3 separate regions of the Homo sapiens genome follow, and regions 1 and 2 are each linked to region 3. Evidence: chromatin loops called from intact Hi-C (ENCODE). Cell type or tissue: Caco-2. All regions are shown on one strand. Region 1 overlaps BCL2L1 (BCL2 like 1). Region 2 overlaps COMMD7 (COMM domain containing 7). Region 3 overlaps POFUT1 (protein O-fucosyltransferase 1).

Evidence for each region. A loop is a pair of places that touch in the nucleus more often than their neighbours do. Peaks named below come from ENCODE experiments on the same cell type or tissue, not always from the same donor. Only the 100,000 strongest peaks of a DNase experiment are listed, where the experiment ranks them.
Region 1: a loop joins it to region 3, with 3.0 times the contacts of the local background. A loop is called at or near these places in 1 of 110 quality-filtered maps.
Region 2: it touches region 3 in a loop (2.9-fold over the local background); 1 of 110 quality-filtered maps calls a loop at or near these places.

The regions. Positions count from the first base shown.
Region 1 is chr20:31,712,937-31,715,436 of GRCh38, reverse strand. All of the region lies in intron 2 of BCL2L1 (BCL2 like 1), which reads left to right. All of the region lies in intron 3 of BCL2L1-AS1 (BCL2L1 antisense RNA 1), which reads right to left. Among named protein-coding and RNA genes, the nearest start is that of BCL2L1, 8.7 kb to the left of the region's middle. RefSeq lists enhancers at 1,817-2,111, 2,138-2,500. In Caco-2, a CTCF peak has its summit at 1,214; a DNase peak (open chromatin) is centred at 1,976.
Region 2 is chr20:32,730,544-32,733,043 of GRCh38, reverse strand. The region is part of intron 1 of COMMD7 (COMM domain containing 7); the gene reads left to right. Among named protein-coding and RNA genes, the nearest start is that of COMMD7, 12 kb to the left of the region's middle. RefSeq lists an enhancer at 1-251 and a silencer at 1,328-1,622. In Caco-2, no CTCF peak of the experiment used is centred here; DNase peaks (open chromatin) are centred at 913 and 1,503.
Region 3 is chr20:32,226,818-32,229,317 of GRCh38, reverse strand. POFUT1 (protein O-fucosyltransferase 1) reads right to left here. Exons shown (of 7, transcript NM_015352.2): 5 at 863-1,055. It overlaps LOC124904884 (a long non-coding RNA gene), which reads left to right. Exons shown (of 2, transcript XR_007067560.1): 2 at 359-2,500. Among named protein-coding and RNA genes, the nearest start is that of MIR1825, 9.7 kb to the left of the region's middle. In Caco-2, no CTCF peak of the experiment used is centred here; DNase peaks (open chromatin) are centred at 1,267 and 1,857.

The sequences.
Region 1 (2,500 bases), 510 kb after region 3:
GGCTGGAGAAGAAACAGCAAAGGGGAAAAGGGTAGAAGGTGGGGAGGGAATGGTTGAGGAGGAGGATGGAGAAGTAGGTGGGGGCCAGATCGCATACAGCATTACAGACCATGATGAGGATTTGGCTTTGGTGGAATGGTCTGTATTCCTTTTTTTTTTTTTTTTGAGACAGAGTCTTTCTCTGTCTCCCAGACTGGAGTGCAGTGGCACGATCTCTGCTCACTGCAAGCTGCACCTCCTGGGTTCACGCCATTCTCCTGCCTCAGCCTCCCAAGTAGCTGGGACTGCAGGTGCCCGCCACCACACCCGGCTAATTTTTGGTATTTTTAGTAGACGGGGTTTCACCATGTTAGTCAGGATGGTCTCGATCTCCTGACCTCGTGATCCGCCCGCCTCAGCCTCCTAAAGTGCTGGAATTACAGGCGTGAGCCACCGTGCCAGGCCTGGTCTGTATTCTTAAGGGTGGCAACAGGGAGCCCAGTGAAGAGGCTGGTGCAATTGCCAGGTGAAAAAGAATAGTGGCTTGGACCTAGAGGTGGAGGTGTAGTGAGACGGGGACTGGAGAATAAGACCAGGCTTGCACATGGTATATTGATGGGTCCAGCCATCCTGGAAACCATATTTTTCAACTACTTGGAGGTCCTAGAATCAAAGTTAAGTAAGATAGATGTTCTTTGGGAATAGTTCTCTCCAAATGTGATATTCTGATGAATGGTCCTCTTCCACTCCAACAGTATTTCTGTCTGAGTAAATGAAATTTGTCTGAGTTCAGTTCCCAACTCATCCGTGTCTACCTATGCAAGCTCCTTTTACCTCTCTGAATCTTGGGACAAATAATAATACCTGCCTCACAGGGGGCGATGGTAAAGACACAGTGAGGTATACCTGAGATGCATAAAGACTGGAGCCATGTTGGTATCATTATTCTTATTATCTTTCCACAGAACGCATGTCAGAGACCCATTCACGGAATCTTGAGCATCCACTCTCCTTTTTCTAAATACCATAGTGACCCATCAGCACATCTCAGAGCAGGCCCTTGCAGCATTTCTGTTGTAGTAGGAGCTCCACAGTGTTTGTGTGCAATGGTGGTGTAAGCACTGGTCTTGGAGTTGGAATCCCAGTTCTACTCTCAGTCTCACCTTGGCCAAGTCACTTCACCCCCAGTCCCCAGTTTCCCTTTATGCAAGATGGAGGGTTTGAAGTAGGCAATAAAGGAATGCTGGTTCTCTCTATCCTTAGGCCTTGTGGCGGATTCCACCATTACAGCATATTTCACATTAGTTATATTTTAAAATGGCTCTCTCCTGTTGACAGATATGTCAGCACCTTAACTAAACCCAGTGTCAAGGCAGGCTAGTTTATCACTGAGCCCACAATAGTGCTACCCTATATTTATGTAACACCTTACAGCTTCCAAAGCACTTTCAGATCCACCTTGCCTTTTTGATCCTTATAACCACCCAGAGAGGTGAGCAGGAAGGATGACATCTCCGTTTCAAAGGAGAGAAATCAGGTGAGAAAGATGAATTGACTTGCCCAAGGTTACATCAGGAGGAAGAGGCAGTTTTTGGACTTTCAAATTGGAACTTGACTACTAGCTTGCTGTGTGACCTTGGGCAAGTCTTTTAACTTGTAAATGGCTATAGTAATGCCACCTTTTTCTGAAGATTGGGTGAATTAATTCATTCTTTTAAGGCTTTCATATCATCCTAGGGCTCTTCACTCACATCATCTGGCTTCTCTTTTTTTACATATTGATTTTTGAAATTGTGGTTTTGTATAAAGAAACTGCCTTTGGGACCGTCTGCTATTTGGTTTCATCCCTGATGAGACTCTCGGGCCAAGCTTGAGCCTTACAGTGAACTCTGAGCCACACAGCTTTTTGGGCAGCCTCCAGTGCTCCCCTCGGAACTGGAGGTTTTTCTCCAGCTCTTCAGGAAATGCCATTGCGATGACTTCCATGGACTGCTTCCTGTCCCAGCCCTGCCGGCAAGAGTGTGGAAACTGGAAAGCAATGTCCCTAGAGGTCCGCCCCCCAAAAACTACTTTTTTTGGACGTGTCCCTGCCTTTCCTCTTGTCCATTACTTTCTTTGCTCCCTACCCTTTCCTCCTTCACCTGGCTTCTGCCTCCAGCTGTGATCATCCCTTCAAGATTTAGAAAATGCCTTTCTACTTGGTTCTGCCAGGCCATTACCCCCTACCCTAGGCTAGGCTGTGAGGGAGGTCAGTTAGAATTCCTGGGTTCTCTCCTTGGCTCCATCACGCATTAGCAGTTTCAGTCCTGGACTTCCCCTGGAGATGCATTAAACCTGTTGCTTGCGGTGCCCTGTGTCATCCATTAACCCTGAGTTCCCCTAGGAGATTCCACCCCACCCCTGCATAGGATGGGATTCTTAAGAGATAACTTGAGGTTTGGCACATATAAATCCTGCCTCTTGGAAATTGATGATAAAGGGTGGAGTGAAACAGAGCCTGCCTTCCCCTCCCCCAGTCACC
Region 2 (2,500 bases), 500 kb before region 3:
GGCTGATCTCAAACTCCTGACCTCAGGTGATCCGCCCGCCTCAGCCACCAAAGTGCTGGGATTACAGATGTGAGCCACCGCGTCCGACCTTCTTTTTTCTTTTTTTTTGAGATGGAATCTCACTCTGTCGCCCAGGCTGGAGTGCAGTGGCGCGATCTCGGCTCACTGCAAGCTCCACCTCCCAGGTTCATGCCATTCTCCTGCCTCAGCCTCCCGAGTAGCTGGGACTACAGGCGCCCACTTCCAAGACCGGCTAATTTTTTTGTATTTTTAGTAGAGGGTTTAGAGACAGGGTTTCACCGTGTTAGCCAGGATGGTCTAGATCTCATGACCTCGTGATCCACCCACCTCCGCCTCCCAAAGTGCTGGGATTACAGGCTTGAGCCATGGTGCCAGGCCTCTTTTTTTCTTTTTAAATTTAAATGTATTATTATGATTTGTAGAGATGGGCTCTCACTATGTTGCCTGAACATAATGCTTGTCTCCTGGGATCAAGCGGTCCTCCTGCCTCAGCCTCCCAAAGTGCTGGCATTACAGGCATGAGCCACTGTGACTTGCCAAAACATTTACTTTTTGGAACATACCTAAAGGATATACTTCATGGAATGGAATTACTAGGTCGAGGGGTATAATCACTTTAAAAATTTGATGCCGGTTGGGTGTGGTTGGTCAAACCTATAATCCCAGTTCTTAGGGAGGGTGAGGCAGGAGGATTGCTTGAGCCCAGGAGTTCCAGATGAGCTGGGGCAACATTGTGAGACCCTGTCTCTACAAAATATAAAAAAATTAGCCCAATGTGGATGTGGTGGCATGTGCCTGTAATCTCAGCTACTCAGCAGACTGAGGTGGGAGGATTGCTTTGAACCCAAGAGGTTGGAGGCTCCAGCGAGCCGTGATTGCGCCACTGCACTCCAGTCTGGGCGACAGAGCCAGACTCTGCCTCAAAAAAATACAAGTTAGATGCACATTGTGAAATTGCCCCTAGAAAGGTCACCCCAGTGTATCCTATTATCAGTCATGCAGGAACCTGTCTGCTTCCTTGTACTTTCACCAGCACTGGTGTCCTAGTCAAACTTTTGGGTTTGCAGATCTGATAAGTGAAAAATAGTATATTCTGGTTTTACTGATTTGCATTTCTCTAGTCTGGAATGACCTTGTGCATCTCTTCCTAAGTTTACTGGGGAGAATCCTTAAGATTTTGAGATGCATGCATAGATAGCCATGGGTGGGTGAGCATTCCAGAGGGAGGCACCTATGCAATTGCAAAGGCAAAGCATTGCGGGGAGTGTTTAGGAAAGATTTATTCAGCAAATACTGTGCACTTACAGTATTTAAGTTGCTGTGAAGCTGCAATGCCATATAAGGAAACTTCTCTTCTAAGACATGTTTGTGTTCCTTATCAGAGTTGAAAATTGTAGGTGGCCCCAGGGAGCCTCAGAAGTTGAGAATCTGGGTAGGTCCCTTTCTTGTTGGGAGTGTCATGGTTTCTTGGCAGGGCTTTGGAGGATAAGGAGGGCTTGGGAAGGGAGAGATAGGGACGAGGGATCAATAACACATTCTTGCACTGTCGCTCAGGCTGGATTGCAGTGGCGCAATCATAGTTTGCTGCAGCCTCAAGCTCCTGGGCTCAAGCAATCCTTCCACCTCAGCCTCCAGAGTAGCTAGAACTACAGGTGCATACCACCATGCTTGACTAATTTATTTTTATTTTTTATTTTTATTTTTTGAGCTAGGATCTTGTTCTGTCACTCAGGCTGGAGTTCAGTGGTGTGATCATGACTCACTGCAGCTTGGAATGCCTGGGCTGAAGCAATCCTCCTGCCTCAGCCTCCTGAGTAGCTAGGACTACAGGAGCATGCCACCTTGCCTGGCTAATTTTTAAATTTTTTTATGCAGATTGCCCAAGCTGGTCTCGAACTCCTGGCCTCAAGCAATCCTCTCACTTTGGCCTCCCAGAGTGCTGGGATTACAGGCATGAGCCACCACACCCAGTTTCGTTTTCTTTTAAAATAGAATACATTTTTGAATAAAATAATACAGAGTCCTGACAGATGTGTAGAGTTTAATGTGTCATAGCAGAAGGGATAGGTGCATTTAACATACTACACATACAACTTTGGGGGTTTTAAGCTGAAGTATCTGCCTATAATCTTTTTCTTTTTTTATATATTGCTTCTAGAAGGTGGATCAAATGGTATAGTGACTCTAATTATGACTCTAACTGTAGCTACCATTTGTTTAGCGTCCAGCCTGGCTCTGTGCTAGAGGCTCTGCATGTGTTACTGTTAGTATTGGAAGCTGTGTATTCTTACCTTTGTTTTCCTCGTGGGGACTGGGACACAGATGCTAAACGGCTTGACCAAATTCACAAGAGTAGTCAACGGAGAACACTGATTGAACTGGGTCTTTTAAACCCTGGCATCCTGGTTTTCCCCACTATGCCATACACAGTGGGCTTTTTGTTGTTGTTGTTGTTGTTGTTGTTTTTTGAAACGGAGTC
Region 3 (2,500 bases):
TTTCACTTAGGGCCTATGCATTTGTGTTCATAAGCAAGAACAGGCTATAATTTTCTGAGCTGACCTTATCTGAGTTTGGTATTAGTGTTATGCTAGCTTTATAAAAAATAGAATCTTATATCTCTTGATGTTGTAGGAAAGTATAGATGGGAATTACTATTCCTTGAATGTCTGGTTGGAGCCACTCATAAGACATCCTGGCTCTGGCTCCCTTTCTTTGTGGGGGCTGGGGGAAAGAGGAGAGTTTAGTGGGTAAATGTAAGATTACCTCATCAATTGGCTATGAGTGAATTTTAATTTTAGTATTTTTCAAGTTTTCTGCAATGAGCATTTCTAACATATCTATATATCTTCTTAGGTAAATCAAGGTGACCATCTATATTGATTCTGTTATTTTCACACAGAGGTGAAAACCTCATTGGAATACAAGGATTCTGCACATTTAAACAGCCTCCAAATTCTGTTAGGATGACATCTTCATTTCTTGGGAGCCATGCCTCATCTCCACAGTCAGTTTTTCAACACGGAGTCTACCAGCCAGACACTGAGCTAGGACAGGGGACTCCTGGACTGTGGCCTCTTTATGGCTTGCTGCCTGACCTGGGGTCTGGCTTGATCTCTCAGTTTATCCATCTGTAAAATGAGGATAAAAACAGCTGCTGCTAAAGTGAGACCTGGCTGGCAGGCACTCTGGAGTTACATTTTGATATGTGCTGCAGTGGGATGATGGGACACAATCCCACGAACCAGAACAAGTGAGAGATCTCTGCTCTGGCTGGGACGCGGGGCCGATCCCTACAGGCCAGGGCCATGCTCAGGGACACATCCAAGTTAGCCAGTGAGAGAGGAAGGGGGAAGTTACCCAGTCAGAGCCAATGCGCAGATGAATGCCCACATAGGGCCGGACAAGGTGGGCATGAATCTGGGCCTCTCCCGTCTTCACCATTTCGTCTGACCATACCATGTACTTCTGTAGTGGCCTGTGTTCCTCTAGGACGGGGAACTGGGCTGGGGCTCCTGGCAGGGCAAGCACCGGATGTTCCTTTGGAGAAAATCTAGACAGGAGATGGAATGAGGGAAGTCAGAGGACGCACAGAGAGCCTGGCTGCCACCCCCACGGGAAAAAGGATGGTGTTGCACCATGCCCCAGAGACCCTGCGGAGGGGCCCCTGCAACACGCAAGAAACACGAGAGGTTGTGAAATACCAACGGGCTGATAAGGAACCTTGGTGGCGGCGGCAACAGGCACAATATGCAATACTGTCCCGCCACATGGAATTTACAACCCTCTTTGCTTGTCGAACAATTAAAACTTTACAGGAGAGCATTCCAACCTTTTATATGTCACACTGGCTTCCAATCTGCGGTGCAGTAATTCATTCCAGGGTGGGGTGTCTGGACCAAGCCTTTGCCCTTTTACCTACATGGCAGGACTGGGACATGCAGCTGCTTACAGAAGCAACGGCCAGGTCACACTCACAGGGACTATGTATACTGGATTTGAATCATTCATTCAACATTTAAAAAACATTTATTGATTGCCTACTATGTATTGGGACCTGGAGGAAAACAAGACAGGCATAGTCCCTGCGCTATGGAAGGGAGCAGGGGTCTGCAGGTGCCCCTATCATGCCCTCCCAAGCCCCTGCTTCCCCCTCATACACAGTCCATCTCATAATTATTTCACCTCTGTCCTTGCTGTGGGAAGGCAGTGCTCCAGTATGCGCAGAATAGTGTCTGGCACACCCAAGAGCTTGGTAAATATTTTTCTTTTCTTTTTCTTTTTTGAGATAGGATCTTGCTGTCACCCAGGTGTCACCCAGGCTGGAGGGCAGTGGCGTGATCTCGGCTCACTGCAATCTCCGCCTCCAGGCTCAAGGCAAGACCTTCCCATCTCAGCCTCCTGAGTAGCTGGGACTACAGATAAGTGCCACCAGGCCCAGCTAATTTTTTACATTTTTTTTGTAGAGACGGGGTTTCGCCATGTTGCCCAGGCTGGTCTCGAACTCCTGGACTCAAGTGATCTGCCTACTTAGGCCTCCCAGTGTTGGGATTACAGGTGTGGGCCACCGCGCCCGGTCAATACTTCTTGACTGAACAAATGAGGAGCAAACCTGTGTTCCCTCTTCAGCTAAACCCAGACTACCTCTCAGCAGCACGAAACCCCTTGCTGTTCCATGTTCACAATGCACTTTCAAGTTCTAGATCTCTGTATACTTCTTCCCTCCAGCTGGAGGGGGGAAGTGCCTTCTGCCAGCCAAAATCCTTTCCTTAAAAGTATGAAATGGGAACAGCCATTCTGGAAAACAGTTTGGCAGTTAGGCATGCAGTTACATGACCCAGCAATTGTACTCTTAGGCATTTATTCAAGAAAAATGAAAACTTATGTTCACACAAGCCTATACACCAATGTCCCTTGCAGCTTTATTCATAAAATAGCCCCCAACTGGAAACAACCCAGACGTCACTCACAAGTAAACAGTTAAACAAACTGCTGTAC